Regions from separate parts of the Mus musculus genome. Here regions 2, 3, 4 and 5 are each linked to region 1. A link is a loop called in an ENCODE intact Hi-C map of the cell type or tissue named here. Cell type or tissue: heart. All regions are shown on one strand. Each heading gives the region's core, and the rest is flanking DNA. Links, peaks and the distances in the headings are about the cores only.

What was found. Hi-C counts contacts between places; a loop is a spot of excess contacts. Peaks named below come from ENCODE experiments on the same cell type or tissue, not always from the same donor. Only the 100,000 strongest peaks of a DNase experiment are listed, where the experiment ranks them.
Region 2: it touches region 1 in a loop (5-fold over the local background); 9 of 42 quality-filtered maps call a loop at or near these places.
Region 3: it touches region 1 in a loop (6-fold over the local background); 2 of 42 quality-filtered maps call a loop at or near these places.
Region 4: it touches region 1 in a loop (4-fold over the local background); 15 of 42 quality-filtered maps call a loop at or near these places.
Region 5: a loop joins it to region 1, with 7 times the contacts of the local background. A loop is called at or near these places in 5 of 42 quality-filtered maps.

What each region holds. Positions count from the first base shown.
Region 1 is chr11:76,164,691-76,169,690 of GRCm38, forward strand. Vps53 (VPS53 GARP complex subunit) reads right to left here. Exons shown (of 22, transcript NM_026664.4): 3 at 1,509-1,558. The region is part of intron 2 of Gm46252 (a long non-coding RNA gene); the gene reads left to right. Among named protein-coding and RNA genes, the nearest start is that of Vps53, 12 kb to the right of the region's middle. In heart, for the core only: a CTCF peak has its summit at 2,904 (motif pointing left); a DNase peak (open chromatin) is centred at 2,571.
Region 2 is chr11:76,024,682-76,031,156 of GRCm38, forward strand. Rflnb (refilin B) reads right to left here and starts at 3,101. Exons shown (of 3, transcript NM_029658.1): 1 at 2,747-3,101; 2 at 267-376. The coding sequence starts at 2,956. In heart, for the core only: CTCF peaks have their summits at 2,217 and 3,177; DNase peaks (open chromatin) are centred at 617, 2,650 and 3,160; H3K4me3 peaks cover 1,921 bases; H3K27ac peaks cover 1,630 bases; H3K27me3 peaks cover 902 bases.
Region 3 is chr11:75,964,595-75,971,069 of GRCm38, forward strand. It overlaps a transcript of Rph3al not described here. Among named protein-coding and RNA genes, the nearest start is that of 1700016K19Rik, 32 kb to the right of the region's middle. In heart, for the core only: CTCF peaks have their summits at 2,092 and 2,623 (motif pointing left); DNase peaks (open chromatin) are centred at 2,097 and 2,587; H3K4me3 peaks cover 1,841 bases; H3K27ac peaks cover 1,891 bases; H3K27me3 peaks cover 2,604 bases.
Region 4 is chr11:75,909,674-75,916,148 of GRCm38, forward strand. Rph3al (rabphilin 3A-like (without C2 domains)) reads right to left here and starts at 1,386. Exons shown (of 8, transcript NM_029548.4): 1 at 1,277-1,386. The coding sequence starts at 1,353. In heart, for the core only: CTCF peaks have their summits at 2,510 (motif pointing left), 3,747 (motif pointing right) and 4,476 (motif pointing right); DNase peaks (open chromatin) are centred at 3,468, 3,748 and 4,478.
Region 5 is chr11:75,998,929-76,005,403 of GRCm38, forward strand. It overlaps 1700016K19Rik (RIKEN cDNA 1700016K19 gene), which reads left to right and starts at 984. Exons shown (of 2, transcript NM_198637.2): 1 at 984-1,338; 2 at 4,076-4,641. The coding sequence starts at 1,134. The coding sequence ends at 4,557. In heart, for the core only: CTCF peaks have their summits at 990 and 2,753 (motif pointing right); a DNase peak (open chromatin) is centred at 1,043; H3K4me3 peaks cover 812 bases; H3K27ac peaks cover 200 bases; H3K27me3 peaks cover 2,169 bases.

The DNA of each region.
Region 1 (5,000 bases), core at 1-5,000:
TTGTGAGCCACTGTGTGGGAGCTGGTAGCCAAGCCCAGGTCTTCGTGTTAAGAGCGACAAGTGCTTTAATAAACAAGCCTCCTCTCTAGCTCCTCTTTGTGCTTCCTAAGGCAACAGTGGACGACACATTTATGGCAGTGCCCTTTACCAAAAGATCTAAAGAACTTGGTGGGGGAGGGGAACAACTCATCTTCTAGACTCAAAATGAACATTTTCAATTTTTAAAATGTCTTCTCATCAAAAAAAAGTCAAATAAAACCAAGCTGGATATGGTGGTACACACATTCAAATACTATCACTTTGAAGGCAGAGGCAAGTGGATCTCTGAGTTTGAAGTCAGCCTGGTCTACATAGTGAGTTCCAAGACAGCCAGGGACTATAGAGAGAGAGAGAGAGAAAGAGAGGGAGAGAGAGAGAGAGAGAGAGAGAGAGAGAGAGACCCCATCTATAAAATAAATATTTTTAAAAGGAAACAAATGAGTACATACAAACTCCCCAAATTAATTTGGAGCAACGTAGTCAAGCTACTTATATAATGAAAAGACGTTTGTTTAGTACCTCTCAGGTACCAAATGTATAAATGCAGACGTGGATAAGGCAGAAGAAGACCACTGGGCAGGAAGCACCTAATGATGACATGGACAGTGAGGCTCTGGGTTAACCATAAAGTTTAATTCTGGGCCACACCTAAGTCAACCTGCAGATTCAATATTATAGTTACAGGTGACCAAAAGATATAACCTCATCTCCATAGCTGGTCTTAGTACTACAAAATAGGCAAACCTATTAAAGAATAAAAGCATTAAACGTTATAGAAAAGTTATTCCTTCTTTGAAAGTTAACTTTTCTTCTTTCTCCTTTTTTCCTTTTTTTTTTTTTTTTTTTTTTTTTGATAAGGTCTCATAAATCCCAGACAGGTCTCAAGCTTACCACGTAGCCAAAGATGACCTTGAACTTCTGATTCTCCTGCCTCTCCTGCCTCTCCTGCCTCTCCCTCCCACGTGCTAAGACTATAAGTGTTTGCACCCATACGTGGTTTATGGGTTTATGCCATGCTTTTAGGACTGAATCTGGGGCTTCATGTTATTATGCTGGGTTAGCACTCTTCTAAGTTACATTCCCAGCCCTGATGATTTTTTTTTTTTTGGTCTTGTTTTGTTTTAAGACAGGGTCTCACTGTACAGCCCTGGCTATATAAAATAGGCTGGTTCTGAACTCAGAGATCCACTTGTGTCTACCCCTGAGTGCTGGGATTAACGGTGTGCACCACGACAGCCCGCCTGATGGTAACTGCTTTTGAACAGTCTGTTCCAGCTCCCTTCGTTTTGTATGGGCAGTAAAACACTGGCCAAAGAATCAAGCTCTTTGCCATAGAGTTTACATGAAAAGCCACAAGAGAAGAATTACTTTTAAATTTGAGATTTCAGTGCTTTCATCAAAAAATGTGATTCAGATATGACTAGATTAACAATATGCCTTTCATTAAAAAAGCATATGGCATTACTTACCTTATTTTCAGTCTAATTTTGTTCACAACATCGTCAATGTTTGCCAGAGACTACAATAAAGAAAAGAAGATTGCTGGCTGTTAATGTCCTTGTTGGAATTTTCTTTCACAGAGAAATAATGCACTCAAGGGATGTTTGTGACACCTCAAGAAGTTTGATCTTGATAGCACATTTAATTCTTTTAAAAATCATCTTATTTTTTTAAAATGTTTTGGTTTGTGTACATGTGCACATGGTGTACATGTGTGTAGGCATGTATGTCCATTCTTTGAACACACAGATGCACAGGCCAGAGGGTGACATCAGGAGTCTTCCTCACTGCCCACCTTATGTACTGAGGTAGTGTCTCTCACACCCAAGGCTCACCGATCCACCTAGTCTTCCCTGCCAGCTTGCTCTGGAAACCCCTTGTCTTCACCTTCTGAGTGCTGAGAGTATAGGCAAGCCACCATGCCCAGCATCTACATGTGTGCTCAGGAACCAGACTCAGTCGCCACACTTTTTCACCCTCAGCAGTGCGTACTGAGCCATCTTCCCAGCCCCTAAGCATAGCTGACAAATACTATCTGTTCTCTTTTTGAAGCTTTATTGGAAGGCAGCCACATTAGTCAACTCCCATGTGGCTGTGGCTGCTCATGTACTGTGGTGGCAGAGCTGGGAAGCTGTACCGGGCACTGCGGGACCTATAAAGCTTAGAAGACTGTCTTGACCTTTATGGGAAGTTTGCTAACACAGGACATACAAGGTTGTGGCCTGGATGAGATGGTGCAAGCTTGTATTTCCAGCACTCAGGAGACAGAGCCAGGGGAGTCTCTTGAGTTCTAGGCTGGCCAGCACTACAAAGTGAGACCCTGCCTCGAAAGAAAAAAAAATATGACTATAAAACAAACTATAGAAAGACATGGGATGAATGGATACAGCCATACCAAGATGCCTAATTCTTACACACCACTGCTGGGGAAAGTCAGGAGCAAGGCTGCAGATGACACAACCCCACTGATGCAATCCCAAAGCAGGGGGGGGGCTACTTCTCACCCGAGTCCAACAGCAGCTCTCTGAGGAAGCAGTGGCTGACACAGCCAGAGAGGCTCACCGAGGACACTGTGTTAGTCCTCAGGGTCCTCCTTGAGTGATGGTGCCCTTCACCTGGGAAAGTTCATGAGTCTGCTCAAGCAAGCACAATGGTACACACCTGTAATGCCAGCACTCAGGAGTCTGAGGCAGGAGGATCACAAGTTTGAGTAGCAGTCTACTTAGTGAGTCTCTTTAAAAAAAAAAAAATCAGGCAGTGGTGGCTGAGTATTTGTCTATATTTTAATTCATCTCTACTGACTGCTATGGAATAGTGAAAACAAGCAAACCTCGAAAGAAAATACGGTGAAATGGTGCCCCCTGGTGGAAGATGGGAGGATGGTAATTTTCTAATTCCCTTGGCCTTTTCCCCAACAGATACTTTTTCTCAGGAGGAACTACGCTTAAAAATTAAAAATTGCTTCTGGCTCTCTGCTACAGGAGGAAGCCAGAAACCTTCCAGGAACAGACCTGAGATGCCACATTACCCTGTTCACACAACTTCCGCTAAGCCAAGGCTTACTCGGAATTTTCAGAAATCCAAGAATAGTCAGCCAGCGGTGAAAGTGAAATTCAGAAAAGAGAAGCTATTTTAATGAGGAAAACAACTCAGGTGGGGTGAACTTGTTCCTACTCTGTTATGTTAGTCCCTTCACAACTGGACTGTGTATGATTTAAATCACTGCCCATGTCAGAACAGCCAGTGAGTTATCCAGGACCACACACTCGTCCACTCTGCCACTGCCAACTCGCTGGAGGGCAGTTGTTCAACATCCCTGAGTTTCTAAGGAAAATGAGCATAACAGCTCCTGGCCTACTAACTCTGCTGGAGCCCTCTTTTTTTGTTTTGTTTTGTTTTGTTTTGCTTTTTTCGAGACAGGGTTTCTCTGTGTAGCCCTGGCTGTCCTGTCCTGACTCACTTTGTAGACCAGGCTGGCCTCGAACTCAGAAATCCGCCTGCCTCTGCCTCCTGAGTGCCGGGATTAAAGGCGTGCACCACCACGCCCGGCTTGGAGCCCTCTTAAAGCAACAGTAGTGAGAGTGTGTGTGTGTGTGTGTGTGTGTGTGTGTGTGTGTGTGTGTGCGCGCGCGCGCGCGCACGTGTGCACTTAAGTGCAGGTATGTGCACACAAGTACCACGGCTTGAGCACAAATCTCAAAGGACAGCTTGTGAGGGTCGGGTCTCTTCTGTTGTGTGAGTCCTGGGACTGAACATAAGTCCTCACATAGGTCCTCAGGCTTAGGGGCACGTGCCTTACCTGTTGAGCCTTCTACCAGTCTGTGTATATAGTCATTGTCTGTCTGTCTGTCTGTCTCTCTCTGTCCCCCTCCCTCTCTCTCCTCCCCTTTGTCTTTCTCTCTGTCTGTGTCTCTGTCTGTTTCTCTCTCTCTCTCTCTCTCTCTCTCTCTCACACACACACACACACACACACACACACGTTGACTTAAAAAATGTTTTAAGACCAGATGGTAGTGGCACACATCATTATCCCAGCACTCCTCAGAAAGCAGAGCCAAGCAGATCTCTAAATTCGAGGCCAGCCTGGTCTACAGAGCGAGTTCCAGGACAGCCAGGGCTACACAGAGACACCCTGTCTCAAAAGAAAAACAAAGTATTTGAGAAATCTGGATGAAGGCAGCCAGGAATTCTGCTTTGTTACCACACCTCTAAATGAGGGACATACAAGATAATATGTCTTACATACTCATGGATAACTATGTATATATCATATATAATTACACACTATAAGACTGTTTTAATTACAAGTATAAAATATTTATAAGGTATTTAAAATTGTCAAAACATATTCACAAGCAAAAATCTAGACAGTAAGAGCACGTAGTGAAATGCAGGCTTCCGCTTGCCCAGTTCCACCTGACTGCAGCTTCTCTTGAGCAGAAGCCATGGCTCCGAGCCAGCTTCTGGCTTACTTTCTCAGACAGTCTGAGTTAAAAGCACATCCAAGGATCAGCTGCACCAGGCCATTTCACTTAGCCATATGCCTGGGAGGCCATTCCACACCAATCAATCAATACTGATCAATACTGACTGCACTACAGTAGACATTTGATAATTTGCTAATTCAAGAAATGAATTACCTTTAGACAGGAAGGTCTTGGTTAAACTACATTATTCTCTCTCTCTCTCTCTCTCTCTCTCTCTCTCTCTCTCATTCTCCTCCTCCTCTTCTTCTTCATACAACATTGCTTTCTAAGAATCCCGAAAAATAATTATGCAGATGTGGAACTGCATTTTAAAAATCAAAGAGGGCTAGTGAAATGGCTCTGCAGGTAAAAGATCTTGCTGTGCCAACCTGATGACTCTGAGTTTTAGAAACTATAGTAGATGAAAAGAACCAACTCCAAAAGCTGTTCTCTGACCTCCAAGAACACACAGCGGTACAAACATGCCTGCACACA
Region 2 (6,475 bases), core at 615-5,614, 140 kb before region 1:
TGAGACAGAAGTAGCCTAAGCTCGAAGTCAGCCTGAGGTACACAGTGAATGCGAGGCCAGCTAACGAGACACAGCAAGATTTCATCCCAAACTTTAAATGGCTATATAATGGAGTCCCTATATATTTAACTAGTTAGAGCATAAGAAAATAAGTCAAACTATTAATGGTTTTCTGTGCATTTTCATAATTAACCTTTTCAAAAACAATAAGCGATTATACTTGGGTTTTTTTTTTAATATTTTAAGAATAGGGTCAGTATACTCACTTTATTTCCTTTGGTGGCAAGGGGTCAAACTCAACTCCTTCGCCGAAGGACAGGGGACAGAGTCTCGGTGAGCAGATGGCAGCTAGCGAGTGGGTCAGAGATGCTGGGTTCTTCCGGGAGAGGAGAGAAGGGATAAAGCTATGAGTGACCCGCCTTGTGGTGACCACAGTCTGGCCCTACAAAGGACAGGGCTGGCCCATGGCATGAGAAGAGCATTAGACAGGGCACCGAAGGTCAGGGTTCAAATCCCAGATCAGTCTAGTGCCCCTCCCTACTTCTCAGTGACATGCACGCATGTGCACAGTAGGCACTGTCCATCCTAAATGGGCTTTGTGCCCTCTGTAGAGCTGTGTCACACGTCCTATGTCCTTATCTGTGTGCTGGGGGGAGGGGAGGGGTGCCCCCCTTCCCATCACCGAAGGTTTGAGAAAGGCAGAAGAGGAAGCTGACCTGATGAACACACTATGTCCACATCAGGACTGACGGGAGGGCCCTGTGGCAAGAAAGCCCCACAACTCAGACTTAACTCTTCAGAACCCTCAATTATGCAGAGCCCCTCCCCCCACGCAGTTGTCCCAGCAATAGTTAGAGAAAGGCTAAATCCTAATGCCAAGAGACAAAGCTTCCAGGAGTTTTGTTTTTAAGGTAAAGATCCACCTCTGCTTCCCCATCTCCTTTGCCTCTGGGGTTGATATAGCGGCCGCCATCCATGCCAGAGGGTCCCCACAACTGTTAACAGTGGAGGCCAGAGATGCCTTCGCTCTGGGTCAGGCCTCCACTAACCAGAAAGCTTAGTGTGTGGAATACAGCTTTGACAAATTCAGGCAAATTCAGGTGACCCTCTCTGGTCCCCCTCTGTGCTCCAGTGCAGAGATAAACACAGTGTGGAAGGACCTAGCAGCCCTTTGTACTCTCTGGTTCTCCGAGAGCTGTCATTTTCTTTGCTTAATTTAAGAGCAAGAACTCCATTTGTGCCAGGATGTAGAAGAGGCAGTCCCACCCCTAGGACAGAGAAGGAGGCAAGTGTTTCTAAGAGGTTGGCTCAGGGATCTTTACTGTGTTACCAGCAGAAGATGCAAAAGCCAAAAGCATGTTGGGGAGCTGGGGTACCATTCCAGGGCTAGGATGGAGTTTACTGAGACCAGTGGGGGAGGGGATATATAGTTCAAGCTAAAGGAAGTGGACAGAGGGTGTGCATGAGGTGAGGCCACAGAGCTCTCCTACAATTCCAAGACATCTTTCTTCTAGGTGTCCATACTGGTTTCTCCTGTCCTGCCTCCTTTGTATCCCCATCCCTGCTCCCCAGACAGACATTCCCTGGGTATCCAGGGGTGGGAGAGAGTCAGTGCGCTATTGGGTCAGCAGCAGTGATAAGATAGACCCACACAGAGACACTGAGCCTGGACACCAAGCCACAGGTTCTGGAAGAAGCCTGAGAAAGCTCCCCCAGGAGGCCACATAGTGAGGAAGGGCCACCAGGACTTGAATGGGAAAGGTGAGAGGGTCAAGGTTCATGTCAGGTGCAGGAATCCATGTCAGAGGCACCAGTGAGTGTCTGATCGGTGGTCAGAGCAGGAAAGATGAGAGAGACTGAAAGACCAAGCTGAAGCAAGTTTCACCTTGGAGTGGAAATAAAAGGTGCTGGTTTTTGCTGGGACAGGGTCAGTAGGTCAAGAAGGCCCCACACCAGCAAAGCTCCATTTTGGTCCTTAAGCATAACACTTGCCGCTGACCTCCCCATGGGAGGCACAGTCACAGCTCTCCTTCAGTCTTACTTTGAGCTTCTACTGTAGACAGGATGTGGCCTTTCTTGAGCTGTGCTCTGAATATCATCACCTGAACAGATCCCAAGACAAAACAGACTTGGGAGTTTTTCTTGCAAAGAGTTTAAAGGAAAAGAAGGAAAAGGATTAATACTTTCAAAGCCCTGGCCACCTGGAGGACGCTGATCTCATTAAGTGCAGAACACTGGCTGGGAAAAAAAGACCTACCAGACCCTGAAGACTCTTGTGTGTGACTAACCCCAAAGGCTGTGGTCCGCCTTGCGCCAGGAGCCCAGAGCACACCCCTCTCCCAGGTCCCGGCAGAGGGAGGCCGCTTTGGGAGCAAAGCCGCGGGGCGTGGGCCCCCCGGGTGGGGAGGGCCCGGGATCCCTGTCCGTGTCCCGGGAGCCCCACCCAGCCCGCCCCAGCAGGAATGTGGTCGAGCCGCAGCCTGGCAGCCTCGGGGGCCGCCACCTCGAAGGGAGGAGACCGCGGCTTGCCTCTCCCGGGGCTCCCGCGCCTCCCAGGCGATGACAATTTTCCAGCCACTGGCTCCAGCTGGCCAGGCTCTCTCGCTACGCTCCCGCCCCGGCTCCCGGCGATGGCCACGCCGTCTCGACGGGCGGGTGGCCGCACCGACTGCGAAAGCTGGAGACTCCCCGGGGAGGGCTGCGGGTGGGCCGGGACTGGGAGAAGTCCGCGCGGGAGGCAACTCACCGGGACTATAGGGGTCACCGCCGCATCGGGCTCCAGCGTCCCTGCGACCGGAGCGCGCTCCCCACCGCCGCCCGCCGTCGCTGCGAGCCCCCAGTGGCTGGGGCTAGGGCTTGGGGGCAGCCCCGAGTCCGGGCTGTCCAGGACGCCGTCGCCTTTTTTCTTCGTGTCCACGAGTTCAGGGACATCCTGCAGGCTCAGCCGGCCCACCATAGCTGCACGTGTGGCGGGACCGGGCACAGCCGCCGCGGTGTTGGAGTGCAAGAGAGGGCCGCACACGCGGGCCGGGGCCGCTGCCCTCCGGGCTGCCCTCCTTGCCCCGCCGCCGGCGCGTTGTCCGGGTGTCGCCAGCGGCCGCGCTCGTTCGAGGCCCCGCCCTCCGCCCCGCCCCGAGGGCTGGCCCAGCCGCGGTGACCGCCGAGAGGCCAAGCGCCAGGGGCCGCTGCGCTCCCGCCGCGCGCCGCCCAGCTCGTCCGAGCGCCGATCTTCCCGCGACGGGCCTCCCCTCCCACCTCCCCGGCATGCCGCGACTGGCAAAGCTGCGAGGCTTCGTCCGGCCCCGCACCCTGTCCCTATGGTCCACGGCGATCCTTGCTCCATGCACTGTCCCCCGGCCCCCGAGAGGTGCTAATATCTCTAGATCTGGCAGCCCAGAGCCAAGGAGTCCCAGTCTGCAGAGGCCGGGGGCGGGGGGGGGGGGGGGGGCGTGGGGAGAGAGGACGAGCAAACAACTGGAAATTATTAATACTTAATGCGCTTCGTATGGCTCCAGCGGCCTGTTGGCTCAGCAGGGCCTGCTCTGGCTCTCACGTCTGCCCCGGAGGAGAGAGGGCCTACTCCTCCGGACTCCCGGGGGCGTCGATCACTCCCTGGTCCCGGGCACAGCTGAACAGGCTGTGGCCAGTCCAGGCAGGGAAGTTCTGAGGGTGTCACAGGCTTGGATCTCCCAAAGAGACCAGCAAACAGAGCAGCTCTCTTAGGGAGTCAAGATTCCCCTTATGGAGGCCACAGTCTATTCACTCACAGGAACTTTCTCCCTCTGTCCTATCAGAGGGAATCTCTTCTACAAACAAAACAAAACCTAAACTCAACAGCAAACAGACTGTGGTCCTTCCTGATAGGTTTGACAGAGAAGCTCTTCTTCAGTGGGAAGTAATTGAGTTGGGGTGTGCCTAAAATCATTGTCTTTTCTTCTTTCCTTTCCTTTCCTTTCCTTTCCTTCCCCTTCCCCTTCCCCTTCCCCTTCCCCTTCCCCTTCCCCTTCCCCTTCCCCTTCCCCTTCCCCTTCCCCTTCCTTCCTTTCTTTCTTTCTTTCTTTCTTTCTTTCTTTCTTTCTTTCTTTCCTCTCATGGAGATGTCCCGGGGTCAACACCAAGTGCCACGTGCTCCACCAGAAGTCTTCCCTGGATCACCTTCGTGGTCCAATCCACATCTTTGCAAGAACAAAGAACATCTGTCCTGCTTGGGGCAGATTTGTTAAAATATATATATATATATATATATATATATATATATATATATATATATATGTTCAGAGTGACTAGATCTACCAGCAAAGTTCAGTCCTCCTTTCTCTCTACCCATCATTTTTGATACGGAGAGAGAAGGGCTTGCCTTTAATCATGTGATGGATAGAAGGCAGCTTGCTAGGAACAGAAAGCCAGGGTCATTCCTTCTACAGAGGATACATCCTGTAGGGGGCTGGACTGGGAGGTTGTTCATTCATTCAGGGGTGGTGGGAATAGGTTACAAAAATCTACAGTGTACAGTACTGGACAAGTGTCTAATGCAAGGACAATCTGAGGTGTCACACTTCCCTACCCCTGTTGACCTCAATATCTGTACACCTTGCAGAACTGGACCCCCACATCAGAGGAGAAACCTCTGTGCTTTCTGAGGGTGTGAAAAGTGGACTGGTCAGACTGGGAGAGATGACCAGGAAGGTAGCAGTTGCTCCAAGGAGATGGTAACCTCCTGCTTCACCAGGCCAGAAGAGCTGGAGGTCGGGACAGAGAAAGCTCAGAAGCTGGGCCAGGAGGACCACGCCCCATCTCAGTGCGGATTGTTGTGGGGGCAGTTTGGGAGGTGCCTACTTTGGGACTTGCTGACTCCAGAGCTACACTGCCACCCTCTGAGCACCATTCTGAGGCCACACTGCCACCCTCTGAGCACCACTCTGAATACTGATCTACATTCCGGCAGAAGACCCACGGAGACATCAAAGCTGCTAGCATGAGCAAGAGAGCATGAAGCTGCCAGACTTTAGAGGCTTCAAGAGAATTCAGGGAGACACGGTTTTGGCACACTTCCTCACTGCACCGGTGATCAGAAAGCAGCTGGCCCAGGATATCAGAGAAGCTTCTGAAATCCAGGAGTAGCAGTCATCAACCTAGACACTGGGAGTAGCTGATTTTACAACCTGTCTGAGTTCTGTCTGTCCACCAAAAACAACCTCTCCCAACTCTTTCAGTCACAGACCAAACAGGGCATCCTCCTGCCTCTGCAGAATTACCAAGCAACTCTCAAAGCATGAGCTGAGCATCCCATCAGTCCTCCCTCCCTCCCTCCCTCCCTCCCTCCCTCCCTCCCTCCCTCCCTCCCTCCCTCCCTCCCTCCCTCCCTCTCTCCCTCCCTCCCTCCCTCCCTCCCTTCTTTCCTTATCTGTTTAACACTGATGTATGCAGAAATCAGCAGGGCTTGGAGGAGAATCAAACATAGGACTGTTCAGGATGCAGAGGTCAAGGTGGTGAACCTCTGTCCCATTCAGAATCCCCAGAATCACCCATAAATCTCCTGCCGATAATACTATCTGGCCAGGCCTTGTCTGGGATCCCTGGCACTCCTGGTTGGAGAACAGAGGTGCTCTTGGAATGAGAAAGGGCCAAACCAATGGACTCAGATGTCCCTAGAAGGGGATTTGCCATGTAACTGTGTGTGTGTGAACTTTGCAGCTCAGATCCTGGAATTGGGCTCTATCTCTGCAGCCTTGAGCAGTGAGTTTAGACCTAAAATGCTCTCTTGGCACACACCTTTAATCCCAACACCTGGGAGGCAAAGGCAGGCAGGTCTCTATGAGTTCAAGGCCAGCCTGTTCTACAGAGCTAGCTCCAGGACAGCCTGGACTACACAGAGAAGCCTGTCTCAAAAACAACAACAACAAAGTTTCTGGCCTGAAATTCTAGACAATTCTCCTGCCTCAGCCTATCACTTCCAAGTACTAGGATTATGGTGTGAACCACTACCCCCAGCTTCCTAGAGCCTTGCTCCACAAATTCTTCACTATCTTACATCTTCTTCCAGATGTTTCCCCCAGGATGTTGCTCAGAATATCCTAATTAAAGCTTGGGGGGAATTCCAGGCCCGTCGGGGCTACATACCAAGAACTTGTATTAAAATAAAGTAAAATAAAGCCAGCAGGGGAAAGAAAGAGGCACCTGACTCTCCCCTGACCCATCCTGGCCCAGTTTTGGAGACAGGCTTTCAATTGAGGAACAGCTGGTTATCTGTAGAAACCAGGAGGTAGGTTAGACAAAACAAGCAAGGTCCAGAGAGACCATGGGGCCTACATAGAGATTGGCCTCATCTAAATGCTGTCCTTTCAGAAAAGGGTCATCACCGCTAGGGGCCTAGATCACAGAGGCACCGTGTCCTCACAGACCTTGGCTTCCAGCCTGTGCTCTCTCCCAGCATCCCTCAGGAACAAAGGCTGCCTGACAACGGATGCCAACCCTG
Region 3 (6,475 bases), core at 581-5,580, 200 kb before region 1:
TGACAGCTTGCAGCCCGCAGGACTGAATTCCACCTCTGGTCTGCCCACCCGCACGCAGCTGTGTGAGTCAGACAGGTCCCTGGCCCTCTCTGAGCTTGCTTCCCAATGGGCAGAGTGGAGACAATAATCTTGATGTTTGCCTCTCTGAGTGCTTCAAGAACCTAAAAGCCAGTGAAGGCCTGAGCCCCTTGGAACTGCCCAACTCAGGACACGGAACGCCCACTCTTGGTTAAGAAGGCAACAGCAGAGAATGTTCAGCTTGGCATAGAACACGATGTAACCAAGCCATTCAGAGATCTAGTTTGAGCAGGGCTCCAGGCATGGGATGGGAAGTTCTCAGAAACTTGAGGGCAGTTCACTGAACACCTCCAGGATGTGCAGTATGGGGGGGGGGTACTGAGAGGCTGCCATCAGGCATACCATCAGCATGACAGCTGTGGCTAAGGATGCAGAGTTAGGAAAGGGATCCTGGATCAGTGGGATTCTAGGCAGGAGGATCAAGCTTTCTTAGGCAACAGCACCTGAGCCAAGTAGTACAGGGAGGGACAAGAGTGACTGACCCTGAGGGGGAAGAGAGAAGATTCAGGATTGGAAACCAGTGTGAACATAGCCCGGGACTGAAAGGCCGAGAACCCAGCAGAGGAGCTGACCCCGAAAGGCCTGAGGAAAACCGGAGACTCTAAGGATTTCTTAGGGGTCAATTATTTGGTCAAGAGCTGCTCCTTCTAGAGGTGACATGTCAGATTGTATGCTGCAGCAGGAGTCTGATTCTAGCCTACACTGTTCCAGGTCAGGGCCAGCCGGTTCCAGGGGGGAAAGGCCAGACCCCTCAGAGGCAAATGTAGTCTGATAGAATGAGAAGGGCTCCTGACTGAGACACCCGTCCAGACTCAGACTATCTTTGAGTGACTACGGGGCACCCCAAAGAAAGCCTGGACAGGAGTAGCACGAGGTAGTGTGACCCAAGACCACTGCGTGAGAAGCCATAAACTGGGCCTAGAAAGTAGAAGCAAGAAAAGAGGGGCTGAGAAAGGAACAACTGGGGAAGAACAAAAGGGAGGGAGGCCTGGCTAGAAATAAAGACCACCGGTAGGGAAGGCTGCAAAATAGACGTCCCCCTCCCCAGAACTCCCCCTCCGCGATGGGTAGGGAGTGGGTATAGGAGGGAGCGAGAGAGGCTCACTGGAAAGCCAGTTAGCCTCTGCTGAGTGGCAGGACAGCAGTCTGGGCTGCAGGGTTAAGGAAGAGGACAGCAGCAGGTGCAGAGCACTTGTGGGAAATGTGGCGGTGAGCAAAGCTTACAGATCACCTCATGTTCCTGCTTTTTTCAGTTGGGAGCCAAGTGGCCCTCGGAGGCAGCGATGGAAGGAGCAATCTCTTAGGGTGGGGGCGAGACAGAGCCTGAACTATAGGGGCCGGCTTCTCCAAGAGGCTTTCGCCTTGCTCTGGGGCCTCAGGAATGCCCCTTTCCCTCCCCTGCCCTCTGCTGCCCCGAGGATCAAAGCTTGCCGGCTGCACAACCCGACTGACAGCTACTTTTCCCCTGGACCCCACTGGCTCAAGTCTCACTGAGATCCGGTTTCCACTTTCAGCATCCCCCAACCTTTCCCCCAAGGGAACCGCTAAGGTTTATCAGACACACAGGTGGAAAATCAGGTCGCTTTGCCCTGCTCCACCTCGGAATTCGCAGACGGCCGGAGACCCCTGGGAGCAGGCAGGGAGGGTCGCCATCCTGAGCTCTCGGCGGCGCCCCGAGTGGATTGAAACACTTCCCCAAAGCTGTCTGGCCGCGGGGAGGGGTCTTCCAGGGGCAGAACCGGCTGACTCGGAGGACACCCTCCACCCTGCACCTGCACACCCAAGGGCTCCACGTGCTTTCGAGTTCCCACTCCTGAACGCCAGCCAGTCCTTTTGAGCCGAGCGCCCAAGGCCAAGGACACCCCACACACAAACGCCAGAAACCGAAAACATTGGATCCTGCCCACCCTACCCCGGCCGGACACTGAGGGACCGGGACGGGACGCTGGCCACCACCTGCAGGCCCCTCCCGCCGCCCGCGCGCGCTCGCTGGGCTCCGCACTTGTTGACTCACTCGCGGGCGCGCTCGCCCCAGCGCCGCCTGCCGTCCGCACCTCCCGCGCCCCTCCCCCACCGGCCGCCCGCGCCCCGCGCCACTCCGCGCCCGGGACACACCCGGAGCCGCGCGAGGTACACCCTCCGCTCCGGGCTGTAGGCTAAATCCCGGAGTAAGAGCGCGCCGGCGGAGCGGACCGCGGCGCTGTCCCGGGACAGCTCTCCTGCAGCCCGGAGTCTCCGGCAACGGAGAGAGATAGAGGGCGGGCAAACCTAGGAGGGCAGCTGGGCACCAGGCCCTGCCCGCGCCCCAACGGTGCTCAGGAACGGTCCCCACCCCAGGTTCCAACATCTACAGGATCTGAGCCCTAGCTCCCGGACCATCGCGTGCACGCGTTCTGGCCCCCATCTTGGAGCCAAACACACACACACCGGGGCCCCGAGAGACTGGGCCCCAGAAAGGGGGGTGGCCCCACTTTAGCTACACTTACCTGGGGCTTCGCCCCGTCCGGGCGCGCTCCCTGGCTGCCCTCTGGCGGCCACCTCAGGTACCGGGCGCGCGCCCCGCCCCGGTCCGCCCCTCTCTGACCTGGGACCTGTTCCTGCCAACTGAAGAGCTCTGGCCCGAGGCCATCTGATAGGCGCCATCCCCCTTTAGATGGCTCATCTTGGCACGGAGTGGATCTCGAGGGCTCCTTTTAGTTACAGATAACGAACAGCTCCGTCTTTTCTTTAAGGAGCTTCAAGCCTCTTCTTAGCAACCCCAGGAGGCAAAAGATAGGGCTTCTGGAAACCTAACACTAGCTGGTGCTCAATGTGTGTTTGTGGAATAAATGACTGGAGGAGGCGAATGGATGCTACAGTCTGCAAAGGAAGCAGCCGCCCAGAGCCTAAGCTCTTGTCTGCTTTGTCTTGACTGCCAGTTCAAAATGAATCAAGTTGTATTCATTTCCAGCCGCTGTACGCCTGAATGGTGCATATGCATCCAAGCGGAGTGGAGACATTTCTCCAGCCCCTCAGACTAAATGTTTAAGGAAAAAAAAAAAAAATCCTGAGATGGCCTTAGACATCAGTAGCCAGGTGAAAAGCCTGGGATTCCTGGTTGTCATATTAACTCAGCAGCCCCGATTAGTCCCTAGGTCATATCGACTTTCATCTGGACTCTGATCTTCCCCTATGGAAAATGCGATCTTGTGTGAATCTGTGCGACCTGCCAGGAAACTTCCTGTAGTACAGAGATGTTGCATGGCTGCCCTAGCCACTAGGAACAAGAGACTGGATGTGTTACTTCGTTTAATTTGACTTAATATAAACTGCCACTCTGTATCAGGCAGTGAAGCCTGAGCTTCTGTCTTCTCTTCAGGAGGGAGAGAAGAATGAGAACCGAATGCGGGGGAAGCCCCTAACAGCTGGCTCATTGTAAGGGTCAATAGTGGGAGTTAGTAACCGTCATCGCCTCCATCCTGTCATTTCCCCTCATCCTCAGATCTCAAGGATTCAGGGCTACCTGTCCACCCACAAGCTCCCTTTTAGGAGTCCCTCATAGTACATCATGCATAGCCTGTTACAGTGCACTAGTTTCTGGGATGCCCAGCCTCTCTTTGGAAAATGGGCCATGAGAAATTGATTGATTACCCCCATTGCCTTGCTTTAATTTAGTCAGCGCTTTAGCCTGCAAAGGTTTTCCTCCTCCAACAAGCAAGGCTTCTAGTGGGCGCTGGTGGTACTTCAAACTGGTACTTGGGTTATACTAAGGAGCGATCTCTTGCCAGTTTCCTTAAAGTTTTATTTCCTAGGTATCTCATGTGGCCTCCCCCAACCCCCACCATCACAGCAATACAACCAGCCTTATACAACCAACTGTTCTTGTTTAGCTTTTACCTGGGGGCATCTTGTATATGAGAGGAGACACAGCCTAGGCCTCCAGTCCTGCTCCTGTGTGAAATGGCCCCATCCTCACTGGTGATTCTCACGTGCCCACTAAATGGGAAGGGGGACATACTTCCACATATGTCTGTCTGTCTGTCTGTCTATCTGTGGCTGTAAGAGAAGAGGGTCCACGAATGTGAATATATTCACCATCTTAGGCCAATCACCAGCTGCATGGGCTCTTGTTCCAAGGTTCTTTTATCCTTGTTAACTTTTCTTCCATGTTATAGGGGAACCTCTTCCACATCCACTTGGCAAAATTCACACTGGCCTCATCCTTTTCGCTCTTTGATCCAAGCAAACTTTTCTTTCTTAGAATGGATTACAGATGGGGTCAGAGTGTAGCTCAGTGCTCAGAGTGCCCTTTGTCTCTAACTTGAGGGAAGAAACAAAAACCAGGGCACGGTGTCCTAGCTATTCGGCAGATCAAGGCCGGAGGATCACAAGTCCAAGGCCATCGATGTCCTCCTGGACAAAATGGACAATAGAGCAAAGACCTTGTCAAAACAAGACAAAAGAAGACCACAGGTCCATTTTAAAGATCCCGTATCCCTGGCTGGCCTCAAGCTCTGTATGTAGCAGAGGCCGCTCTTGAACCTTAGGCCTCTCTCTTCCACCTTCTCAGACTGAGATTTCAGGCCTGTGCCAGCAAGGGTTTATGCAGTGCTTGGAATCAGAGACATCGTCTGTGTGTGCTAAGCAAGCACCTTACCAACTGAGTCCCATCCCCAGCTTCTCCTTGCCAGCTGCAGGCCCACCTGTCCTCTAAAGAAGGCAGACTCTTCATTCACTGTCAACACAGTGCCATTGTTCTGCAACAGAGAGTAATTATGTTGAGGTACCGGGGACTCAGGTGAACAAACTGGAAGGGCTTCTGCTTCCCAAGAGCTTTTACAGCAGAGATGAGAATGGACTCGGATGCATAAGGGAGCAGTGGTGTCTGGCTAGCGAGGACACTCCTTCCTCATCACAACTCTGACTGGAACCTCCCAGTGAGATGGATAGATGATAAGGACCTTTGCCAAGACTCCCTAAGAGACCAAGCTGGTCCTTGGACCTTATCTCCCCACCCCACCGCCACTGCCAATGAGAGCTGCCATCTGAGCTCCTTGGGAGGGAGTTATGAGCAAACAGATTCTTCTAGGCCATCCAGGATGCCTGGAAGGGCATCTCCCTGGCAGAATGTCATTAGAACTGGCATCCCTGTAGAAGCAGAGTTATGGGGAGGTGATGTTTTTTGAGACTTTGGCCTCTATTCTGAAGCTTAGGACAGGCACAGAGGTAGAGCAGGGCCACTGGGCCACCACACTGTTGTCATTTTCAGCAAGGGCTATTCTGTTCATCACGGGTTGTTTAGCAGCCTCCCTAGCCTTTTGTACTAAGTAGTAGTATAAACTCACTTCTGCCACTCGGGTTATGACAAGAGAAAGTGCCTCCAAACATTGTTAAATGTCCTCTGGAAGTCACCTTCCTCTCACACCAATACCCCTCCTCCCAGTGAGAACCAAGAGCCACTTTCCAGCCTAGCAGATTATGAAAGGGAAGGGAATCCAGCTTGCAGTAGCAAGGCAGAGCAGTGTGGGAGAGGGCAGGACTATCTCCACGAGACGTGCCCAAAGGCCAAGAGAGATCTGCATACAACAGCTGAGGTCCAGCAGTCAAGAAGGATCCCCAGGTCAAGAAGGTACCTGCGGTCCAGGAACCCCAGCCTGTAGAGGTTGAGGGTGACCTCTCTAGGCAAGTGCTCAGAAGGAGTCAAACAGCTGTCTCAGACCATCAGGGGCTCCTGGAGAGGCCCCCAAATCTTAAATCTGTAGGACACATATGATGAAGGAAAGGAAAGCTCCCTCCTCTTTACTGTGAAGGAGGCAAATGGAGCCGGGGAAGACAGTGGGGTTTAGAGTTACAGGTCTGATGGATTAAAATGGGGGGGGGGGCGTCCACGTCAAACCCAGAACCTGTGACTGTGACCTGTTTAGTTGGAGAGAGAGAGAGAGAGAGAGAGAGAGAGAGAGAGAGAGAGAGAGAGAGAGAGAACACAATTGTGGTAGTGCAATGCCTTTGATCTCAGCACTTGGGAGGAAGAGGCTGGCAGACCTCTGAGTTTGAGGACAGCCAAAGTTACACAGAAAAACCCTGTCTTTCTTTTTTAAAAAGATTGATTGATTGATTGATTGATTGATTGATTGATTATATAGCAATCTACCTGCGTGTATGCCAGCAGACCAGAAGAGGGCACCAGATCTCACTATAGATGGTTGTGAGCCACCATGAGGTTGCTGGAAAATGAACTCGACCTCTGGAAAGGCAACCAGAACTCTTAACCTCTGAGCCATCTGTCCAGCCCCCTGAGAAACTCTGTCTTAAAAAAAAAAAAGTCGAGGCTGGAGACCTGGTTCAGTGGACTGCATCTTCCAATGGACCCAGGTTCAAATCCCAGCACCCACCTGGCAGCTCACAACTGTCTGTGGTG
Region 4 (6,475 bases), core at 764-5,763, 250 kb before region 1:
TGGAAGGAAGAATGTGGGTTGGAAAACTCTCTGTGTTTCCTAGGGGGTCTACTGGACTCGATGTCTAGCTCTGCAACGGGCATCTGTCTCTCAGACACACACCTGGGAGGAGACACACTGGCTCTTCTGAGAGGCTAGGACAGCTTCAGCAGCTGGTGAATGAGAGACAAAGTTGGGAATGAAGGGGATGCTGGAAGGTCAAGGGACAGCTGGGCTCTTGGACGAGGTCCAAGAGCTGAGGTCTCCCAGCAATGTGCACCCTGCCAGAGAGGGCACCTAATTGGCCTGGCATCAGAGATGGTGAGTGGGACCAATCTCATCCCTAGTCATTCTCTCTGCAGGGGTGAGGTGGGGGGGGGGCTGAGGCACCCAGATGGAGGAGAGCAAGGATGCTCACACATCACATGCGACGCCATTCTTCCTGAGCGTTTCAGATGGATTTTTCTATCCACCTTTGATGTCTCAGCTCTGACTCCCACAGGCTTCTAACGTCTAATTGCGAATTTCTTAAGCTTGGTCCCAGTTGGGAAATGCTGGCTTCTGATGCCAACACAGTCTGATAGCTGCAGGGATGTTCTTGTCCTATCAGAGCCAGGGATGGCACCCACCAGAGATCTGGAACAGACTAGAGGGCATGAGGGGCATCTGAGAGGCTCAGCCACAGGGACACTGTGTGTGTGTGTGTGTGTGTGTGTGTGTGTGTGTGTGTCGGGGGGGGGGGCAGGCCAGGCCCAACCAAAATTGAAGGGTCACTAGTCTGAGGGGTAATAGGAAAATGAAGACCTCCAAAAAGACACAAGGGAATCACAGAAGGACACAGACCCCACTAAGGACGTAGGAAAGATGCTGTAGCCAGCGGTGGTCTCTACTGAAGTGAGCTGTTCATTCAGGGAACAGGCATGTGCTCTGTATTGCCCCTCTATGCCAGGCTCAGGGACAAGAGCAGGCCCAATGGGGAAGTCTTGCTCCCTGTGGGCTGTTGTGAAAGAGCACAGGTGTGGGAGTCAGCTGGACTTGGATGTAGGTTCCAGCCCAGCCACTGACAAGGGACACGGGCAAGGAGTGAAGGCCTCATTTTCCTTATCTGAGAAATGGGAACATGTTAGTTCGTGGTGAGTAATACATAAGCATGGGCCGAGAGTGGTGTGCATTTGACATCCGCCTCTCTCCAAACTCCTCCCTGGGGAGCAAAACTTGCAAAAGACTGGGAAGAGGGGAAGAGGGCAGCAGGTGGAGAGGGAGGGAAGGGCCACTCCTGCAGGCCACAGATGCTTACTTGGCTCTCAGAGCAAGCTGCCGATCGTTGGGGCAAACCCACTGATCATTTCCACTGCTGAAGATGGTGTCAGCCATGACGGGGAGCACAGCCCAGGGCAGGAGTCACATCTGAGGCAGGAGGACAAGGGAAGCACATGTTAGTGACTGGGGTGTTGACGGGAATCCCGATCCCTGCTGACCATTGATGCTACACTCTTTTTTTTAAGGTTTTTCGAGACAGGGTTTCTCTGTGTAGCCCTGGCTGTAGTAGACCAGGCTGTCCTTGAACTCAGAAATCCTCCTGCCTCTGCCTCCCAAGTGCTGGGATTAAAGGCATGCACCACCACTGCCTGGCGATGCTACACTCTTAACTCCTCCAGCAAAAGCCTTACTCAGAGCTCCTTTTCCAAAGGCTCGGGATCTTGGGACAGGTGGCTAGGTGCATCACATCGCTAAGTGACCAGAGTAGACAATGACATCAGAGGGTGAGAATCAGAAGGGAGAGAAGGCACCATCTCAGCAACTTTCAACTCAGCTGGCAAGCCCTGCAGAGCATCAGCTTCTGCCCTTTCCCACACAGCCCCACTGCCCTGAGAACATCCCAAAGAGAGACACAGGCAAGCTCATGAGTCCCCTCAACCTCCCCAACCTTCATTGGACCAGAGTGGAAGCTTACAGGCCTGTGCTCTGCTCCGTAAGAGACCCCAGGGTGTTCTCCAGAGGGCAAGGCATGGGGTGGCAGCCAGTACCTCCACTAGGCACTTTAAAAAGTCATCGTCCACAAGGGATATCTTGCAAACCCTGCAGGAAGGAACCTTCTTTAGAACCTGATGGCTCAACGTAAGTAGTGCAGCTTAGCTGGCTTTCTGTGTGTTACTGAGCCAAGGGCTAACTCAGGCTGCCTATTACAAAGGCGCTGCTTGTGCCTCCTAAATGGAGTGCATGTGTGCGTGTGTGTGTGTGTGTGAGTGTGTGCATGCGTGTGTGAGTGTGTGCATGTGTTGAGAAGAAAAAGAGACTTGGGTCAGTATGCATAAGGATAGCCTTTGATTTCATCCAATCCAGTCCAGTGGATTGAAAATTCAGAGCCTCTTTATATTCTACAAAAGAATATTGATGGAGAAAGCTGGTGATGTGGTTCAGTGATTAAAAGCATTGGCTGCTCTTCCAGAGGACCCAGGTTTGATTCCCAGCACCCACAAGGTGGTTTACAGACACCTGTAATTCCAGTCCCAGGGGTTCTGGTGCCCTCTTCTGGTCTCCATAGGGACTGCATAAATGCACATAGATCCACATAAGCAAAACACACATATACATGAAATTAAAAAAAAAAAACATTGAGGCTGGAAATTTGTTTGCTATTCTCTCAAAATGTTAACCACATACTTGCCATATGGCTCGGAAACTCAGTTGTCCTAAGTACCAACCACAAGAGGACTAAAACATACGTCCTCATAGACATGGGTACAAATATTCTTAAGTCACTGTTATTCCCAATAGCCCAAATGTTACACTAAGAGAAGAAGCCAAGCTTGTACAGAAGATCACGTATGATCTGGTGCTGCCTATAGAGATGTCCAGAATGGCAAAGCCACAGAGGTAGACTAATGGCCATTAATAGGCACAGGACGACAGTGACAGCTAATGGCTTTAGGGTTTCTTTATGAACTGATGGAAATATTCTGGAATTAGATAGGGGTGATGCTAACAATATGTGGGTTCCAGCTCATTAGATGTTATTAAAAAATCTTTTTGGGTTGGCAGATGGCTTGGCAGGTAAAGTGCTTCCTCTGCAAGCCTACAATCCAAGTTCATTTCCAAGAAATTTCCAAGGTGGATGAAGAGACCCAACTCCCAAGTTGTCCTCTGACCACATATGTGCCATACATAGGATCACCATCTTACACATACGGTGAGAAAGACAATTGGGAGCATTCCAAAATATATGAGTTATAGCTATTGATATTTTGCTGAGAAATCTAAAAACCCCCATTACAGATACTAGGCCTATTAGGTATTCACATAATTTATATTTTTTATGAGAAAAACACGTGTTTTCAAAACAAAGACAATGTGAGGCCCGGGATTGTTTTTATGATTTTGCAATTTGCTTTGGGAGTTAACTGAAGACAGCTGGGCGTTCTTGTCTGACTTTTCTTTCGACCTTTGGAGATGCTGTTCCAGTGAATACATGGAAGGGGTCCAGGCTCTCACGGATGTGGAGGATGGATGGAAGGCGGAGGAGTATTCTAATAGCTTGCCCAGATAATGGTGTGTGTTTTTCTGCACCAAAACTCAACAGATGGCACTATCTTAAAAACTAGTTCCAGCACAGCTTCTGAAGCCACATCTGAGTACTTTCCAGTTTCCATGTGTGTGAAAGAGGCCAAGAGGCTTAGACTGTGGAAAACAGTTTTGATTTTGGAGATCTCTGAGGGTCTCAGGGATCCCTGAGTCATGCTTAAGAAACTCTTCCGGACCAATGTGGCCCATGTCCATGATGACCACCAGGGGGCAGTGTGTGGGCCGGAGCTAACTGGCCATGCTGTCCAAGCCCAGACCCCACTGTCATCTCACAGGTCCATCCAGGGAGCTGAGCTTCCCAGCTGAACTTGACATTCCCACCATGGTCCACACGTTGGTAAAGAACCCCCAACCAGCCAGGCGCAGAGGCTCTGTTGGCAAGCCAGGAACCTCTGTACCTTCTCCCAAAGGATGCTAATATAGTCGTAAAAACCAGGCAGATGCAAAACCGACTGGCTCAAGGATGAAGACATGGCTTATTGCATCAAGGTGCCGATGGCCATGCCTGACGGCCAGAGTTTGATTCCCAGGATCACGTGATGAGAGGAGAGAACCAACCCCTTCAGGTTATCCTCTGACCTTGACACATGTGCCCCAGCATGTGCTGCTGCCCCAAATAAGCCAATCAAATACAAAATTAAGAGAGCCATATCCATTAAAAACGTAAACTTGTGCCCAGCCTCTGGTGCACTGTGGGCTTGTTTTCGTTTCAGTTTCTGCTAGCTTGTGAACAGTGTGGTCACACTGCTACCAGAGTGTGAAATGCGTTACTCTGCTCCAAGTAAATATTTGAAACATGCAACTCATACACTCTTTTTCCTTTCTAACGTTCTGGGAGTGTCAAGAAATGGAAGGCCTGTATGATCCAAGTAGACAGGTTGTACACAGGCCCTGTGTACAATTCTGCCCCTGACCTGCAGGTGGTGCTGTGCCCAGATCAATGTGTCCAGGGTGGCAAGCCCTGAGCCTGACACCCCAGTTCCTCTATGGCTGGATACAGAAGGGAGGTAGCCTCTGTGCTCTGCTGTCCACTCTACAGAAGCAGAATAGTAATTGGGGTGACCCTGGAAGACAAGGAACAAGCCAGGGCACGTTGGAGCTATGCACTTATCTTCTGTAGCAGCTTCCAAACTGAAGGCTGTGAGAGGCTGAGGTGGGAGGAGAAGCAGGGGAAAGGGGGGAAGGGCCTTAGCATTGAAGCCTTACCTCCATGATGGCAGAGAATGAAAGGGAGCCAGGAGAAGGTGAAGATGCTCCTCAGAGCTTCAAGCCAGCCCACCCCCAAAACATCTCTAAGAACGAATGCACTGCCTCCCTCCATGTCACTTCCTAGAGCCACAGTTTTAGGCCACAAGCCAGGGAACCCTTAGACTGGCGTCCTCTGACCCATTGCATGTCTACACAGTCTGGGCTATTCTGTTCTGTCCTTCCTTGTAGACTCACGACTCTTTCCATTAGAAGATGGGTCAAGAGGCTACAAAGGACCACATCGCTGCCTGTGCTAGTGTGCCAGTGCTCAGGTAGCACAGCTTCCCCGCATCCTGTCACCTTCCACCTAAGCAGAGGGCGGGCAGCCTTCATGGCAGTGAGGAAGGTTAGGGCCAAAGGCTCACAGAAGGAAAAAATAGAAAAACAAAACCCAAAACAACAAACAAAAACTAAAACCAAACAAACAAAAGAACAAACCCCCTAAAACCCAAAACCAATGGTTGTTTGTGCAAATTTACTAAATGTCCAGGACAAGTCAGCAACCTCCCTGGGGCTCTGTTTCGCCACTTGTACCCGAGGGACAGACGCCCTGTATCTTATTCCCACTGCTGAGATGCATGGAAGGAGTTATGACAGGGCTGCTGGCAGGGCCTGGGTGGAAGGCTAAGGGTTTCTCCAGGCTACAGGATGAAGAGATGGGACCCACGGCAGGACAGACATCTATAGTCAAATAAAATACTAGGGGGGAGATCAGGAGAGATGGAGGACTGTCATTTCCAGGGCTTGGAATCATGGCACCGACTGGGCAGGGACATTTGGATGGTAAATCCACAGCTGAGTATCCACAGAGATGCTCAGAATGAAGGTCAGAGCCAAGAACACAGGGGTTGTGGCTCCCAACAGAAGCTGTGGCTGGCACCTCTGAAAGCACAGCTGTCCATCCTCTCCACACAGAGCAGCCTCAGGACAGATGGGGGACATCAAGGAGACCCATTTTAGGAACCTGCCACAGAGCCAGCTTGGGTTTGCCAAACCTCTTTGGGCTTAGCTGGCGGCCATCTCCCTGACTTGGCAGCTGGTTAGAGCCTCACCATGCCACTCATTTCCCACCTAAGTGTCCCTCAGTGAAATTGTATATACACCACCCAACATACCTGCCCTGGTCCCCATTGAGGGAGAGCTACAGCCCACACATCTTAAGAGTTAAAGACCAGTCTGAGCTACATTAGAAAGACCCTATCTCAAAAACACACACAGACATATACATACCACACCATAACACACACACACACACACACATACACACACACACACACACACACATGCAAGCAAGCATGGAATTGGGGCCTCCTAGCTTCCATCATCAGTACTGTGTGTGTTAAATGAGTGCCTTGCTTATTTGTTAATAATTTATGAGGGAACAAATGTTCATAGAAGACAAGGAAACATGAAGGTGAGCCCACCTATTCAGGAGGGGAACAGCAGTGAGTACACAGAAAGATGACTGTATGGGGCTCTGGTCACTTTCTCTATTAACCAGAGAGGTGGCACACAGGATCTCTAAGGTCATCTTAGCTATGACAGGCAAGAGGCTAGAGGCACGTTTCAGTGAGTGTCATGCGCATAGTAGCAGTCAGTGTATGTTAGATGAACCCAAGCCAAGAGTGCTGGGGTGGGGCATACCCCTCAACCCTGGAGATTAGCT
Region 5 (6,475 bases), core at 689-5,688, 170 kb before region 1:
CTCTGCCTCCCAAGTGCTGGGATCAAAGGCATGCGCCACCACGCCCGGCTTAGGTTTGGTCTTTTTAAATCTGTGGTGCTGGCTGAGTGACACATTTTAGTCTCCTACATGCTAAGTGCCCTGCCACTGAGCTGTATCCCCAGCTCATGAGCACGGTCTTGATGAACTGTCATGGGGGTAGAGGTAGAGTGCTCAGAGGTGACTCAGCAGCTCAAGGCACTTGCTGCTCTTGCAGAGGACCCAGTTTGGGTTCCTCACACCACAGCTCACAGCCATCCGTAACTCACGATCCAAAGGATCTGGTGCTCTTCTCACTTCCGAGCCAGCACAGGTGTGGAAAAGATAGGTCAGTGCCGGCCCAAGGACCCACAACTTCTACTTAGCCTTGACCTGTGCATCCTGGCCCACACCAGGGCTCAAGTAGATTGCAACACAAAGGCATACAGTTAGATCAACAGGGGGTGCACATATATACAATCAAGAGAAACATATACAAAATAAATATTAATAAATATTTTTTTTAAAAAATTTTAAGAAAACAATTTTCGTGTGGAGTCAGGCCTGGCGGCTCATACATATAATCCTAGTTACTGGGGAGGCTGAAGCAGGAAAATCGTGAGTTCAAGGTCTGCCTGGGTTACAATGAGCTCCAGACCATCCTAGGCAACTTAAGTGGTGAGTGGGTGATGGGGCGCGAGGTGCAGGGTGTGGAGACAGCCAGACATCAATAGCTCATGCCTGTAATCCCAGCCCTTGGGAGAGTGTACAAATGGATGAGGAATTCAAGACCAGCCAGTTCGAACTACATGAGACCTTGTCTCAAAAAATAAAAATGGTAAATATTTTGATCACGCATTAGTGGATGGGATTTGTCACTGTCAGCTAAGCATTAATAATCTTTATCTCCTGCCTTGTCCTGTGCGCTTCAACTCACCTGGACTCAAACAGATCAAAACACGCATGCGTACATCTAGAGCCTTATGGTGCCCCTTGCGGCAACTTCCTAGTTGTGCGCGTGGCGTGGAGCGGTCGCCATGGAGACGCGTGGTCTGAGCAAGCAGTGAGCGCCTGGAGCCCGCCAGGTGCGGGTCCTCTGCTGTTTCCGGGCACGCAGGTCGGGGACCCGCGGGCGGATGGCCGGCCGTGGTGGGACCGGTGCGGCGGAGTATGGTGAGGAGGGCGAGGAAGAGGAGGAGGAGGAGGCGCGGGAAGGCGGAGCTGAGGGCTCCCCGGGGTCCAAGCTGCCTCCCATCGTGGGCACCGCCTCCGAGCTGGCCAAACGGAAGGTGAAGAAGAAAAAGAAGAAGAAAAAGACTAAAGGATCGGGCAAGGGCGACGGTAAGAGGAACAGCTAGGGAGGTTGCTTCGGCTCTTGGACCTGAGATTCCTCCCATACCCTTCTACCTGGAAGCCACCTCAGGCTTAGAAACCTGACAGGACATTTTAGGGCAGCCCAGAGATGCCCAGATCTACCCATAAAGACCATGTTCTCACCAGCACAGAGAGCCTTTAATTAACACGGATATCTACCAACTAAGTTTCCCAGTGTATCCAAAGAGACCACACCCTCCCCTAAGAACCTCAACATCTAATATCTCTGTGTGGGGTCCCACACAGAGGCCATGCAGACACCCACCCCAAGACCTTCCAGCCCCTCAGAGAGTGAGCTTCTTCTACCCACCTCCTCTCAACTTCCTAGCCCCTCAGCCAAAATATACCCTTACTCACAGACATTTCAAAGTTTGGAGTCACAAAGAGACTAACCCATTTGGACAGATACCAGCTGATATTCGCTCCCACAGGGGAACAGACTTCAGGCTCCCCTCTGGTGCCCTCCTAACTCCTTTACCCTTTAAAGGGCACATGCTTCCAGATGCTGTGTAGGAACCAACTCCATGTAAATGTGTGCAGAATCTTCCCTGCGTGGACTCCGCCAAGAGACAGCTATATATGGCAGAAACTCACACCAACCCCCACCTCAACACCAACACTCTTTATACTGCCTTTTTATAGCAATATGACACTCTCTGACAGACCTAACGTACAGTTTGCTCCATCATGCATATACATGCAGTCTACACATGTGTGAATTTGGTTAGACACTTACATGTGTTGACGCCAACACAGACTGAACACCTACACAGGCACTCACATGCATAGCTACACCCTCTCACCACACACACACAGATCTTCTAGATACTCATATGCGTAGATACACTCCAAACACTAGACCCACACAGGTGTTCTAGGCATGTGCATAGATGCCCTCAAACAGCTCAAATCACACCCACAACATGTCCTCCAGTCTTGCTCACCAAGTCCTTCACTTGCATACACAGACATCAGCACTGTCCAGGAACCCAGAGTCCCTGCCTCTCCCAAAGTTCATTCCCAGAGCCTCCAGATGTCCCAGCAAAGACACTCCGGCCACTCCAAAGAAGAGTGCACTTGTGAAGCAGAATGGCCCTGCTTGTGGGTGATGTAACTCCAGGGCAACCTGTGTGGCTTTGGCCATCAGGAAAGTGGCCCTGACCCCTGATATGGGTGGGCCTGGGCTCAGGTGTGGGGCATTGGCTCTGTGTGCTGAGCAGGCAGTGGAAGGAACAGCAGTTTTCCCACAATCCTGTGGTTTGGGGAAGGGAGCATGGGAGTCTAAGAATTACTTCTTCAGGCTGAGCTTAAGGCAGCAAGCCACCGTGTGTGTCAGCAAAACATGGAGGCTTATTTTGCTTAGTGTTGTGTACCGCAGCCTGTCAGCAGGGGACACCAGATAGTTTTCAGAGAATAGAAAAGCAAGGAAATGTCAAGACTGAACTTTTATTTATTTTTGCCCTTTTCCTCCCTCTGCTTGCCTTTCTAGAGATAATTCTAAGATAAAATAAACCTGAAATAGGAGCTGATAAGGAATAACCATCTATAGCATTTGATAAGCAATTCTGCAGTGCTATTAATGTCAAGAAGGAAAAAAAGGGAAAGGAGGGGAAGGGAGGGGGAGAGAAGGGGGAGACGGGAGGAGGGGACAAAGCCTCACAGAAGTGTTCCTGGGCTAGATCTGCAGCTCATGTTTGTATAGCACTCACAAAGCCCTGGGTTCCATCCTCTGCACGGCAGAAACCAGAGGTGCTGGCATATGCTTGCTTGCAGTTCTATCCCTGGGAAGTGTGGAGTCAGGAGGATCAGAAGTTCAAGGTCATCTTAGGCTATATAGGGAGTTTGAAGTTACTTGGGACTATATAAGATTCATCTTTAAAAAGCAAACAAACAAAAAAACAGAGAGAGAGAAAAGAAAAGAAAAAAAGAGAGGCTAGAGTGATGGCTCTGTTATTAAGAATACTTGTTCTTGCAGAGGACCCAGATTCAATCCCCAGCACCCACTTGGTAGTTCACAACTGCCTGTAACTGCAGTATCAGGAGATCTGATGCCCTCTTCAGACCTCCTCGGGCACCAGGAATGCACATGGTACACAGACATATGTTCAAGCAACACACACACACACACAATGTTTAAAATCATTTTTAAAGAAAAAAAGTATATCCTGGTTTATAAAATAATTAAAGAAAAAGCATTTCCTGCTTCAGTATACTACAGATTACATTATTTGTTGTAGGAAGCTCCGTCCTGTCTCTTTCACCATACAGTGTCTAGATGGGTGTAGAGTCACAGACCTGGGAAATATTTGGTGAGCATGTAGTGAGGTTAAGTTGAGGGACAACAGATACAGTAGAAAGAACAGCAAACTAGGAGTCAGGCTGGCCTTCAGATCTGACCTCTCCATTCGTTGGTTGACACTGATGGATACTGAAGCATCAAGGACCTCTTGGTTCCTGAACTGGGGTGCAGATTAGTGGCAGAGCTTGTATTTAGCATGTACAAGGCCTGGGTTCAGTCTACAGCACCACAAAAAGAAAAAGGTGCCTCTTGCCCCAAAATACCTTGACCAGAGCTTCCCAGCAATGGTGACATCCCAGGTTCCTGCCTTCTGAACCCTGGGTAAAGGCAGCCCTGGTCTCTTACATCGCTGGTGATTTATTTGGGCATCCTAACAGACAAACACTTGTCTCCTCGTCTTTTCAGCAGATAAACATCACAGTCGAGGGCGGAAGAATCAGCCGCTTTCTTCATCTTTCCATGACATCTTAAATCCCCACAAAGACCATGGCTTGAGAGCAGAGCCCAGAGACAAAGAGGAAAATAGGCAAACCCTTCCCTATTCGTACAGCATTAATCACCCCTGCTTTGCCGAAATAGAAGACACCCTTTCCAGCCAGATCAACGAGAGTCTGCGTTGGGATGGGATTCTCACCGACCCTGAGGCAGAAAAGGAAAGGATCCGCATCTACAAGCTCAACCGAAGGAAGCGGTACCGCCTCATGGCCCTCAAGTGCTTCCATTCCGACCCCTGCGTGGAGGAGAGCGTGGAGAATCTGCCCTACCTCTCAGACAAAGACTGCAGCCCCTGCAGCAAGCAGCCCAGCTCTAAGGGCGACCACGCGCATAGCTACTTTGAGGCCTCGAAGCTCCTGCACCCAGAATTAGCCACCACTGTGGCAGAGTGACATCTGTCCTTCCTGCTGCCAATTTCCTCCTTGCCACACATTTATGTTTAAAAAGAATCATAATAAAAAGAAATCAGACCTGAACCTGAAGGAAGCCGATGCTTGTGGTGTGGGGGTTGGCACTCAGCAAGAATTCCTTACTGAGAAATGTACCCCTGGGACTGGAGAGGTGGTTCAGTGGTTGAGAGCCTGTGGCTGGGCAGTGGTGGTGCACGGCCTTAATCCCAGCACTTGGAAGGCAGAGGCAGGGGGATCTCTGAGTTTGAGGACAGTCTGGTCTACATAGAGAGTTCCAGGACAGCCAGGGCTACACAGAGAAACCCTGTCTTGAAAAACCTAGGAGTGTATCCTGTTCTTCCAGAGGACCAAGCGTTCCATTCGCAGCACCCACCTGCATCAGGTTGCTCACAACCATCTGCGACAGACATTAGCTCCAGGAAGATCTGATGCTTCTGGCCTCCTCCACAGGCATCTACACACACACACACACACACACACACACACACACACACAAACACACCACCTTTTTAAAAGGATGGGAAACCATGCCTTTTGTGAGTACAGCGCTGTGCCTATCAGAATTTCCTTTTCCTTAGGTAAGATATCATCTCTGTTATTTAATTTCTCACCACAATTGACATTTGTAAGTCGCCCCTTAAAAAAAAAAGTTATTTTTAAGCTGATTTCCTGGATAAAACTCATAAAAGTATAGCTTGTGTATCCACAGGGGAATATAGCTCAGTTTGGCATTAAACTAATTCATTCTCCTGCCTGTACCTCTTTTTTTGTTGTTGTTTTGTTTTGTTTTGTTTTGTTTTGTTTTTCAAGACAGGGTTTCTCTGTGTAGCCCTGGCTGTCCTGGAACTCACTTTGTAGACCAGGCTGTCCTCGAACTCAGAGATCTGCCAGCCTCTGCCTCCCGAGTGCTGGGATTAAAGGCGTGGCCACCACGCCCAGCGCCTCTACCTCTTAAATGCTAGGATTCCAGGTATGCAGCACCGCACCCAGCTGGATACTTTATTCTTTTAATTAAACACACAGCTTGCTCTTATGTGTCATTTAAAATCTGGGTCCTAGGGGACTGGGTTTTCCAGAGGATCCAGATTCAATCCCTAGCAGTCACACGGTAGCTCACAACTGGCTAACTCCAGTTTCAGGGGATACAACAACTTCTGGCCTCCTCAGATACCAGCTAGTGGTATACAAATTTGTATGTATGGGAAAACACCAATGCATATATAAAAATGAAATAATTTTTTTATCCTGTGTAACTTTTAAAAGTTCAAAACAAGGTTTCTTTGTGCAGGCCTGGCTCTTCTGGAACTCAATCTATGGACTATACTGGCCTCAAACTCAAAGATCTGCCTGCCTCTGCCTCCCGAGTTCTAGGATCAAAGGCGTGTGCCACCATCACCCAGAAATAGTGTTTTTAAAGTTAACAACAACAGAAATCTGGGTTCTAAAACTTCAAACATGGAAGTAATTATGAGAATGTTGCTGCTTTTCTAGATGTGTGTGTGAACGCACGCTCTTTTCTCTCTCTCTCTCTCTGTGTGTGTGTGTGTGTGTGTGTGTGTGTGTGTGTGTGTGTGTGTGAGAGAGAGAGAGAGAGAGAGAGAGAGAGAGAGAGAGAGAGAGAGAGAGAAAGACTAAGGATTGAACCTGGGGTCTGGTTCATGCAAATATTCTCCATGGAGCTAATATCTAAATTAAATTTTCCGTGCCTTCATTTTTTAAAAAAAATGTTTTGGCCAGGCCTGGTGGGTGCACATCTTTAATCCCAGCACTTGGGAGGCAGAGGCAGAAGATCTCTGTTTATATCACAAGCTCCAGGCAACCAGGGCAAGATAGACAGATGCTATCTCAGTAATTTTTAATTATAAAGATAGTTTTACTTTTCAATTTTTTTGAGCACTGG